2 separate regions of the Homo sapiens genome follow, and region 2 is linked to region 1. The links are chromatin contacts, found by Hi-C or POLR2A ChIA-PET in ENCODE. All regions are on one chromosome and are shown on one strand. The core of a region is the stretch at or near the end of the contact, and the rest is flanking DNA. Distances in the headings are between cores, read along the strand shown.

Region 1 (5,909 bases), core at 187-2,686:
CCCAGGAGGTTGAGGCTGCAATGAGCTGTGAGTGCACCACTGCACTCCAGCCTGGGTGACAGAGTGAGGCCCTGTCTCATAAATAAATAAATAAATAGAAATAAAAATACAGTAAAGGTATACAGAAAGCAGAAGGTTAATTTTACCAACCTTCTGAGGGAGGAAGACAAATGTCACCTTGGCCAACCAAATAGATCTGGGAAGATTTTGTCTTTTTATAAAGCTTGTCTATTTAAGGGTGGGAAGTCAGCAGAAAAACTGCTTGCCAATAGTACACTTCTCCCACTTTAATGAAATCGGTTGGCTGTGAAAATATGTGCATCAAAGTTTTAAAGAGTTTTCTGTCACATCCAGTAGACTTATAATACAGATTGCTACAGATGGAAGATTTATCCTCACTTGATGTAGCAACAGCACTACGTTCTTTGAACTGTAACAAAGCTTTTGATTTTTTTTTTCCCACGTGGTAGATGAATCTTAGTAAGAAAATACAGACTTGATATGACACATACTCAACTACTGTAAAGTGGGTGCTTAATTTAGTTAGGGAGAGGAAGGGGTGGAAGCTGGGGAAAGTCCTGCTTAGAGGGCACCTCACTAGCCACTAGAGGGCATTAACATGTGAATAAAATCATCCTGATTTCCAGGATTCAAACAGCAGACACCATGCATGGGAATTAATGGGGCTCTGCTTCACTCTTCCTTTCCCTTTATAAATGTCCAGAGAGCTAACAACTGCAAAGATGTGGAAGTATATCTAAACTCTTTTTATGTTTTAACACAATAGACATTTAAGGGAATAAACTTGAGCCATGCTAGCTCCAGGACTAGGATTGACATATGTTTCCTTCAGGGTGCCCGATTTCCATTCTTCAGAAGTCCACAACCTTCTGAATAACAGAGGTCTTTTCTCCCTCAGAATCAACCTAGCAACAAGTCCGAAACCTCCAAAAACTTCTCATACCTGTAATCCTAGCACTTTGGGAAGCCAAAGTGAGAGGATTGCTTGAGCCCAGGAATTCAAGACCAGCCATGTCTCCAAAACTTCCAAAAACTTCTCCAGCCTGCTTGCTAAAAATTCAAGTTGATAGTCCACCCATTGCAAAAGGATATTTCCTTCAGGAAGCAGGAGGAAGATAAGCGAGGCTGGGGAAGACTGAAGACAACAGTCCTCAGTTCTGAGGAGAATGAGCGGGAAGTGATTGATGGTCAGTCCCAGGCCACCGCCCTGCCTTAGTGGGTGTCTTTGCCACGAGGTGGCCTTCCAGGTAGCTTGGCTTCCTTCTGCACCTAAGCTTATAATGGCAAGACTAACCTTGCCTCTCCAGCCCCCATCTTTCTCCTCAAACGGTCCCTCTAATCTTTGTACATACTCATGGGTTCAATTACCAGGCAGGATGCCCTGAGGCAGCCAGGTGTTAGTTGGCAACAGAACACACAAAGGCCTCCCCGCCTCCATTCAGCGTCAGGGTGATAAAGATATCATTACCCTCAAAGCCAGCTCCTCAGAAGTTCTGCCACCACGGCAGATATGAAAGGCTTTACCACATAGTTTTCATACACAGTTCTTCTTCCTCAGAAAGCACCATTTGTTTGAGTATCCGTAAATAACTCCTACAGAAGACACAATTTGCTCTAATGTTTTGGAGCTATGGAATTTATTATGATCACAGAACCAGGAAATAGCTGAATGTGAAAACAGGAACATCTCAAATCACCCCTCAGCTCTAAGAAGAGTAACGCATTTCAAATTAAAAGCAAAGTCATTGCTGTGTTTACTGTTCTCTCTCAATGAGGGGCCTGCACTCCCAGGACAGTGTCAGCATACTTAGCTTTTCAAATACTAAATAAAAACAACAGCATCTCCAAGTTCTAAGCATTTATAAAAGGTATTCTCTTTTAAAGATAAAGACAAGTTTAGAAGGCAGGCCCCTTTTTTTGTCGCAATCGGTTAAAAAGTGAAGAGAAATAGAATGGGCTGAACAAAATATATAGCAGGCTCTGTGGTCTGCTTTTTCTAAAAGTTCTGCCCACAGATTTTCAGACACCAACAGCAACAAACAGTCATTCCCTCCCTCCTGCAAGTGAGGGTGACAGCCAATGCCAGGAGCTACAGCAACAGAAGAATGTACTTTAAAAGAGAGACAGGAGAATGGCTTAGACCCTCTACCTGCCATCACCATCACCTCCTAACCAGAAATGACAACAAGCAGCACTTTCTAGGAATTTGTTAGTGGCTGTGATCATGTGTCCTTCTTGCACTCACGTTTCTCTTTTGACCAAATATTATTTAGTAAGATGTGGTTGAGTGGCCCCTGGGAATCACCATTGAAACAGAAGGCTTTCTAAGTAAAATATCTGTTCAGTATCTGTTCTTGCAGTGCAAAGCACATTTCAAAAGTTCAGCCAACGGCTAGGAAAATGTTTGGGGCACGCAGAATCCCTTCTACGCCAACAGAACTAATCTCATGTATGCATTTTTCAGCTCCTGAGTTGAGAAGACATATTAAAAACCCAGCAACATGTTTATCTTCATTAAACAGCAAATGTCCTTTCAAACAATATACAACAGGGCAGAGATCACTGTTTGTGCTAATGGAAAGTGATCAAAAGCCCCAAGATTCTTTGGTTAGCTGACTCTGAAGCCTGCTCGTGCTTGAGTTTCTACACAAAGTACATCAAAAGAATATAGATATCACTGGAGATTCTAAATGTTTAAAGTCTCTAGGACTAGCAAGAAAATATGCTTGAAACTATAGGAAATGGGGAACAGAACATTACTGTTGACTTCCACCTTTTCCCTGTAACACAATACATTACAATCTATAAATAGCTTAGGCTGTCTGTTTAAATATGCACCTCCCCCGGAAAAGATAGAGGCTTCCGATCATCTTGCTATTTGCAAGGAATCTTACTCACAAATCAATCTAACAGGCCACGGTGATATTATGGGGATGTAAAAGGGACTGAAATGATCAAGAGCGTCACGTGTCTTCCAAGCCAAGTGGGGTCCTATGCCTTGCTGGTTTGAAGAAGTGGGAGAAACTTCATCAAGAGCAGCAACTCAGGTGTCTGTCCACCAGAGTAAGCAGGAGGTTCTGACCAGCAAGGGTAGCCTAGGGCATGGGAGGGAGGGAGACAGTGACTTTAAAGCTTTCCTGTTCTGTCACACTTCCTGCACCTCTGCCCAGAGGTGGCTGCTCCACAGACCCAAGCAGAAAGCAGACAAGAAAGGCAAGATGTCAGGAATTCTCTTCTCTCCCAGTAGCATCTTTCCTGTTCTAGCCTAAATGCAGGGGAAAAAGATTTGGGGCTGAGGCACCTCTGAATCCCAGGGAGCTCAGGAGCTCACTCTGATTCCTTGGAGCTGAAGAGTTGCTGTGTGCAAGCTGCACACAGCCGTAGCGTCTCTCATTAGACTCTCTTCTACCACTAGAGCCAGGCAGCTATGAAGAGTGACATGACCAGCCAGCCCCAGAAAGCAAAACGGGAATGCAATCAATACATGCCTCCTCTCGCCCATCAAACAGCTTTCTTCCTCCTTTCTCCCAAATCAAAACTGACTCCCTCTTGTTGGATCACAAAGAGCAAGAACGCAATGTGCAGTAGCCTTGTGGAGCTTAAAAAAAAGAAAAACAAAAAAAGACTGTCAGCTTGCAAGAATTTTACCAACCGGCAAGACATTACCCCTCATGTCCCAGAGCCATAGGGAGGCTGCGTCTGAGAGCGAGGCACACCAGCAGGAGAGAGACAGTTCTCATGGGTGGATGGTGAACCCTCTCTTATCAACAGCTAGACTCAGCAACCACACATTCCGTTTTACTTTCTCGCCCACATTCAAACCATTTTATCTCCACTAGAGGGCCAGGATGGAGATGAAATTTCAGCCTGGCAGTTTTGCTGCTGATTTAAGATTTGATCCTAAACCTTGGGGAGGGAGGGCTCGAAGGAAGGGAGGTGGGGTTAAGGCAACTCAGATACTCACGTGGGCATATCTGGGTCCCAGGCAATCCCTGGGTTCTGCCACAGGCTCTCTATCTCATGGGATGACACTGTTATTAAAATAATATCCACGGCACTTTGGGAGGCCAAGGTGGGCAGATCACGAGGTCAAGAGATCGAGACCAGCCTGGCCAACATGGTGAAACCCCATCTCTACTAAAAATACAAAAAATTAGCCAGGCGTGGTGGTGGGAGGCTGTAATCCCAGCTACTTGGGAGGCTGAGGCAGGTGAATCACTTGAACCCGGGAGGCAGAGGTTGCAGTGAGCCGAGATCACGCCACTGCACTCCAGCCTGGCGACAGAGCGAGGCTCTGTCTCAAAATAATAATAATAATAATAATTAATAATAATAATATCCATAAAGTACAACACAGGACACCTTCGGTAGCCACCTAGGCTCAAAAATTGGGTTATCTCTGACTCCATTCCTTTCATTGTTTCTAATACCCAGTTGCTCAGTTTGTTCAACTCTTTCTTTGTAGTGTCCTCCACATCGGTCCCTTTGTAACACGCCCACAGTAGTTCTCAAAACCTTATCTCCTTACGCCTGCAACTGCCTTCCCTCTGGGACCCCAGTCTCTTTTTTCTCCACCATCTCACGGGATATGGACACAGCTGTAAAGCTCATCTCACTAAAACATGGTTCTTCACATCCCCAACTTGTTGAAAAATCTCCAGTGACTGCCAACCCCCAGTTCAGGACCCCTCCCCACAGCACTGCCCATTTACACAGTGACCACTCCTCCCTCCCTACCACTACCACCCCCAAACCACAAACCAACAAGAAGCACCGTGTCCTGGGAATCTGTCAGTGGCTGGGACTCAGTCCTCCTCGCAGGCAGGTTTCTCTTCACCACATAATACACACGTAGCGAATGTGGTTGAGGGGTCCCCATTCTTTGGTCTGACACATGTGGTGTGACCCCTATCTCCCTGTCCAAGGCAGTCTCCCCCTTTCTCTCTATGAGCTGTCCATTCTCCGTGTTGAGTCCTACACGGAGCTTCCCACTTACTTTACATGTTAGATTGCTGTGTTTTCCTCAGCATATGCGTGGCCCCTGTCTGGAAGCCCCTCTTCGTTGATCTGGAGCTGAATTGTGGTCTGTTCACCAGGACCCCAGATGAAAGATGAAAGCATGAGAGAAGCGGATGCAGGAGGGGGATGGTATAGGGTGGTCCATACACCTGGGATGGAATCATGGAAGCATCCCAGACAGGTTAACTTTGCCTTAATAAAGCTTCTTAATTTTTAACAAGCCTAATGATCTCCATCTCATTCAGGAGGAACAAGGTCAGAAAGACAAGATGGGACCAGATGACTTGTGAACTGTGAGTTGAGCTCTGGACTGTTAGACAGTGATGTGTCTAAGACAAGGCCAATGTCTGGCAGGCCGGGGCTTTAGCGTAAGTTTAGCCACCTGCTAAATTGAGTTTAATTTGCCCGTGTCCTTATGATTGTCCCATCACCATAGCTAATTAATGTTAACTATGTTGTTATTTTTATTAATGCTCTTTTAATTTTAGTAAATATTTTTGAGCCAGATCTGACTGTTCCAAGCCTGGGCTTTGGGGGCTGCCAGGTATATTACTGCTACAACACCATCAGGAGCAAGTCACAATGCATTCTTAAGTTCATTCATTCTTTTACCCTACACGTTATCGAGCACCTACTGTGTGCTGTGTGAGAGGACTGGGACGTTGGGAGTTATACAAAAAGCTAAAAGCCATGCTTAGGACATAGCAGGTGACAAGTGTCCCTTCTAGGCCAAAGCTTTGAAGCATTGAATTGCTGGTGCAATTTTCCAATTTTTCTCTCTTCCAGTGATCATGAAAGAGGCCCCTAGATGGCTGGATAAAAAGATCAAAGCAGACTGCATCATGGAGTTATGCATGGAGGACAGTTGT
Region 2 (5,818 bases), core at 1,168-3,667, 340 kb after region 1:
GGCGTTGGCGGCAGCATTGCCTGATGGGAAGCATCATGGTAGCTTGGTGGGAGGGGCTTTGTTCTCCTTCCAAACCATCCCAAATGAATGAATAAGCAGCGTGCTTGCTATGCCAGTGCAGCATGGAAGTCTCCTACCCACCTTCAGCAGGTTGCCTTTCATTAGCTCCCCGCTACAAAGACATTTTGTGGTGAAAGTAAAGGCTGACTTGGTGAAGTTATTGGCAAATGTCCTGAACCTCGACCTCCACCTAGAATTTCCCACTCACATACAGTAATAGAACAAGCCGGAATGAGTACTGAGCTATGTATTTGCATGAGGCTAAGTCTAATTTTAAATTGTGAATCCATTTGAGCTGTGCAGCTCACTTGAGGAAGGATGGAGGATTGAGCAATGCATATGTAGAGACTCACTAAAATTTGTTATGTAAATGAATCACCCATACGTACAAGCACTGTGCAACTGTGGTGAACTCGGCACTCACCATCCCTATCCTCAAGGGTCTCTTGGGCTAGCGAGGGACAAGAACAATGGCAATTCCAAAGCATTCTTTGACAGAAAAACAACAACAACAATAACAACAAAACTAACACACGATGCTATAGTATCAGGCCAGAGGGACAGCCAACTCAGGTGTGCAGAAACTGGGAAGATTTCAAGGGAGAAGTTGCATGGAAGTCAGATCCTGAAGGATGTGTAGACATTAGTTATGGGTAGAGAGGAGGGAGGAATACTCTAGGCAGATGAAAGCCCATGCTTAGCGATCTGTTTTGAGGTAAGAAAGGTGAGCAAGACATGGTCACAAAGGGCCTTGCAAAGTCGTGTTTTGAAATTTGGGCTTTATCCTATGAGCAGTGCTTAACCCATTGAAGGGTTTAAGCAGATCAGTGATATGATCAGAATCAGATCTGGGTTTTTTAAAAAAATCATTCTTTGTTTGAAGCTTATTTCATCAGGATCCTCTCTACCTAACATTTTGCAAATGATGATGACTATACCTGAGTGCATTATTGTCTTTTTTACAATATGGGAGTATAACATTAGCATTATTATATAAATGCATGCCACCTTATTTTAAATGACCATGATGCCGATAAAATAATAAAAATAACCACAATAAAATTTGTTGAGTGTTTACTGAATGCCAGGAACTGTGCTAAGCTTCTTATAAATTTTCAAATCTAACCCCTTTGAAATAAATCATGTTACTGCCCACTTTGTAGATAAGGGAATAGTAGATAAGAAGCTGTAAGTAACTTGCTTAGGTCATATGGGAAACATGGATCAAAATTGCAGCGCTGGTGGTCAGACAGCAGAGACTACGCTGCTCCCCACTCTCTAGACTACAGTTCCGCTCCCTCCTCTCCACCCCCTCCAAAAGAAAAAGGTGAATGATCACATCAAAAATAGTCCATGAAATTAGCTGGGAAGTAATTTTCACCAGAATGATTGATCCAAATATGCTGGGTGGACATCATGACCCCGTTGGTATGTGTGTAGAAACTGGGTACCAGCTTAGTCCCTTGCTGAAAGGCTGTTTGTCATACTCTGGTGCAATGGTTTAAGGAACTTCAAATTTAACTAATTAGCAAGAAATAACGATAATAAAAACACTCAGACTTAGGGACATTGGAATCTCTTCATCTTAATGAAAAGAATCTTGTGGAAAAGGAACAAAAACTATTAAGAAGAGTGACAAGATTAGCCTGTATTGAGGATGAAAAAGTGTGAATCACAGGTTAAAATAACAAGTTTCCTAATACCATTGGATTGTGGATAGGATCTGGGCAATTTGGCCTGTGGTGATCTCACCTATGTAACGATATTACAAGCATAAAGAAGATGTCATCCTCACTAAGCAACTCAAGTTGCTTCTCCAGGATGTACTTCCTTCCTTAATTATGTTTTACTAGTGCACGCCCCTATTTGGGCAATCACATGTCACCTCTTAATCTCATCGGTGATGCTTGCGTTAGAGGAAGATAACAATTGCACTCTCATTAATTGCCTGCTTATCTGGGCTGACATTTCCAAACCCACACAGGGAGCCCATAACTTTCTGTTCAAGAATATTTTAGTCCAACTAAATGAGCATTTCACTGTTGACATACTAAATAAAAGGGTTGACTCACTCGTTACCCTGGAACCAAGGCTGTATTCTTAGAGGGTGTCACCTTACAGAGCCCTGGTGTCCTTAAAAAGAATCTGCCTGTTCCTGAACTCTCATGAAATTCTATATTCCAGCCTTCCGAATCCCAGAAGCCGGCTAACTGGTAAAAATTGAGAATGAGATGCTGGCGTGTGGAGAATACTAGGCATGATAGGCTAAAGAAAGGAAAGCCCTTCTTCGGCAATCGCTGGATTTAACGTCTTATTCAGGGACCAGACTTGAGCTGGAAGGAGGGGAAGATAAAGTTTGGTTTTCCTGTGACTGACTGGCTGTGCCCACAGAAACAGAGGCCTCCTCCCGCAGCCCCAGCAGTTGCGGTCAGGGAACCTCGTGCTGTGTTAGTGGCTGTGCTACTCTTTGTACAACAGCCCTGTCTCTCCAGCTCTGGCTGGAGCACAGGCCGCAAATAAATTGCTAACATTTAAGTGCATCTGTTGCAAAGAGAGAAGCACAGAGGACACTGGGGAAATTTCGAACCAAATTTCAGGACTGAGCTCATAAAAGCATGCACCATCTGTGGAATTTTGTTCATATGCATCACTATAATGGGAGGGGGGCAATAGAGAAGGGAAAAAAGAGACAGATAAAGGATTGAGTGGTAACTGGATTTCAAACTGAAGTGTCTCTTCTCAGGTCGGTTCTCAGGTGGCATTTGGGCCAGGCAGGATCCTATCTTTCCTTACACTGAAGGGTCTGGCCGTGGGGATCTAATTGCATGAATCAGCAACCACAAATTCCTTCTGCCCCTGTGTCTAAACACAATTTCCCCCTGCCCTCCACCCTCCATCTGCCCCCCACCCTCCATAATTTACTGATCCTGTACAAAGATTTAAGTAAGACTTTCCATCTTTCTTCCTGCTGCTTTGCTACTGCCCCAGGCTGAGCTGAGTCTAACTCTTTTCCTCCCATCATCCGTGTGGCAAAAAAAAAAAAAAAAAAAAACTAAACGCAAAAACAAAACAAAAACAAAACCCTGATCATTTTCTGATAAGCACTTTACATTTCTATAGCGCAGGAAAAGGGAAGTTCCTTCAGAATCCCTTTATAGATGATCGCTCTCATTGTCTAACAAGCTTTTCATTGTTTGTAATTTTCATTTCCCTCCACAGTTCAGGGCACTTTGGAAAAAAACTCTATTCAGCACTTTTCCACTCATAATTCACGAGAAAAGAGTCATGCAGTATAATAAGGATAATTAGCTCTGACTGAAAATAATAAGCTTGGCACCAGAGAGCCCCCCCATGCACACAGTATCCATTTATCGTTTTGTGTACCCTCTGTCAAGGCTAATCACTACTCCTGTAATTACTAACCTGTTGAAAGGACAAAGGAAAATGCAATGCTGTACTTAAATAAATAACACTGCTTCTTCCCATATCATCTCAATAAAACTCTTTTAGAACAGACTCTTTCCTTACAATTTTAGAGTTTAAAACTGCTGTTGTTTGTCCTCAAAAATATGATTTGCTATTGTAAGAATGATTTTCACTGTGTATGCATGGAAGAGGGGTTGCATTGCTTTAATTTAGATTCTTGTAAGATAAAGATAGCTGGGAGTGATGATCTCATGTTTAATAAGGCTCAACATTTATGTCGCGTGCTTCCTTTTCATTAATTTGTTAACCTTGGCGCAGTGTGGGAACAAGCACCATGTGAATGACCATATGCTTCCCCTGTTATTGTATCTTAATCCAGACCAGCAGACACTTGTAGTTTCCCTCCTAGGAGAGATGCTGCTGGTCATGCCAAACCTAAGTGGAGAAAGATGTAGACTAATAAAGTCCTCTCTCTTTTCTAGGAGTGATGCACCCTGGGAAGGATTAAAACACAGGTTCCGATTGTCATCCTTTTCATTCCTCATTTATCTGCCTGTCCCGCCTGATCCTACTAATGATTTTTTCTCTTCTGTACACGCTCTGAACCTTGTCTGCTAGGAAACAATTCATGTTCTTTTGGACTATGCATAAAGAGGGTTGTGGATGTTGGTGTTTCAAGATAGTGAAGTCTGTTGTCTCAGCCCACCCTCTCTCTAAACAGAATTCTCAGTCCTCAGAAATAACCTTCTTTCAGGTTTACACAGAAAGAAGTATCCACATCAGACACACAAAGTTAGCTTGCATTCATTTCTGGGATCCAAATGGTTCATCTCTTATCAAAAGACGAAAATGAGAAATGTTGTTAAAGAGATTGCTGAGTCATTGTTATGAATCTGTAAAGAGTTACAGAGAACAAGGAAGGTTCAAAAACTGGGGTGTCATTCTGATTTCCAGAAAGGAAGTGAAAGTGAATTCTGGCCAAGATGCTAGAATGGATTATTTAAGAGAAGCAGCAATGATCACTAGGAGCTAGCACTGGTTCACTAAGAACAAATCATGTCAAACACAACTCATTTCTTTCATCGACAATATAACCAGGCTTATAGATAAGGAAATAAGCTAGATTTTTGACCTTTGTTTTCCGTCTATATTTGAAGCTTCATTAAGAATCTCACAAAATCATAATATTCTTGTGGAGGAACTGGCAGATTATTAGTGGAATATTAGTAATAACCATTATTATTAGTTATTACCCTCAAGCCAGAAAAACTGGAGGTGTTCAGGGAGAAGAAAACAGGGCAATAAGGAATTAGATACTATATCCATGAGAAACAACAGGGAAAAAGAGACTTTTTAGGGGGGACAGAAAAGAAAAAGTGTCCTGGGTGATTGGACTTCCGTATGGAACTGTGAGTAGCACTTGGACCACAATGGCAAAAAGTGACAGGGACCTGGATTCCAGCTCAACCATCAGAGCTATCCAAAGATGGAATGAGTTGCCTCTGAAGGTTCAGTGAGTGCTCCATTACTGTAAAATCACAAAGGGCTACTTTACAACAGAGTAGAATTTCATAGTTTACAAAATCTTCACGTAACTCCTTGTCTTAAATCTTTTCCAGGCAAGCTGAAACCTGAGGCTCTATCTGAAGCTCAATGAGTTTTAGGAGAACTGGTCTAGTCTAGGGCTCCTGGATACGGATCAAAAAAGGAACTGAACATTGCATTTTGGATGAAGGCCGTCTTGGGAAGTTCCAAAGTAATCTGAAAAAGATCTTATTGGAAACGGAGATAGAGGAACAGCAAGGACCTCGCCAGAAACAATGTTAGTCGCTAATGCTGAGTGATGCTACTGCTCATGGGATGGAGGAGTGGCCACTGTCTACTGCAACCTTTGGAGAGAGGGAGGCAGCCTTCTGAAAGTCTACACTAGACTTCCCTTGTCAACAGCAGGCAGAGAGCTCTTTAAGACACTGAGCCAGTTCCAAAATTATCACATTTTATCCTCATAACTACCCCTCTGGGTGAATAGGAAAAGCACTTGTGTCTCCATTTTTCAGAAGAAGAACCTGGAACCCAGAGAGTTGGTGTAAAATTTTCCAAGCCACACAGCAAACATAAGGCAGAGCCATACGTACAACAGCGTAGGTCTTCTGCCTCACTGCAGGCTTCATCGCACCAAGGTCAATATGAGAACATAGGGAGCAGATAGATACGTTAACACAGACAAATGGATCTTGCCACCCTGGCATGCTCTGTATTCTTTTCCTCCTGCCCTGATTTCTATAATTTGTTTGACTGCAGAAAACTGCAACATCTTCTGGGTCTCCCCATT

Evidence for each region. A loop is a pair of places that touch in the nucleus more often than their neighbours do. ChIA-PET counts read pairs that join two places held with the same protein, here RNA polymerase II (POLR2A). Pooled maps may share reads with other maps.
Region 2: a loop to region 1 is called in a map with no recorded cell type, with 2.8 times the contacts of the local background. The contact joins two enhancer-like sites. A Hi-C loop is called at or near these places in 1 of 37 single-sample maps with no recorded cell type and 2 of 50 pooled maps. POLR2A ChIA-PET finds 5 or more read pairs at or near these places in 1 of 52 experiments (activated CD4-positive, alpha-beta T cell).

Annotation. Positions count from the first base shown.
Region 1 is chr6:16,510,660-16,516,568 of GRCh38, forward strand. The region is part of intron 5 of ATXN1 (ataxin 1); the gene reads right to left. Among named protein-coding and RNA genes, the nearest start is that of ATXN1-AS1, 250 kb to the right of the region's middle. Within about 2 kb of position 1,437, at least 7 of the 41 ENCODE cell types and tissues checked have a DNase peak (open chromatin) inside an H3K27ac peak, as active enhancers do.
Region 2 is chr6:16,847,609-16,853,426 of GRCh38, forward strand. No RefSeq gene overlaps it. Among named protein-coding and RNA genes, the nearest start is that of ATXN1, 89 kb to the left of the region's middle. Within about 2 kb of position 2,418, at least 7 of the 41 ENCODE cell types and tissues checked have a DNase peak (open chromatin) inside an H3K27ac peak, as active enhancers do.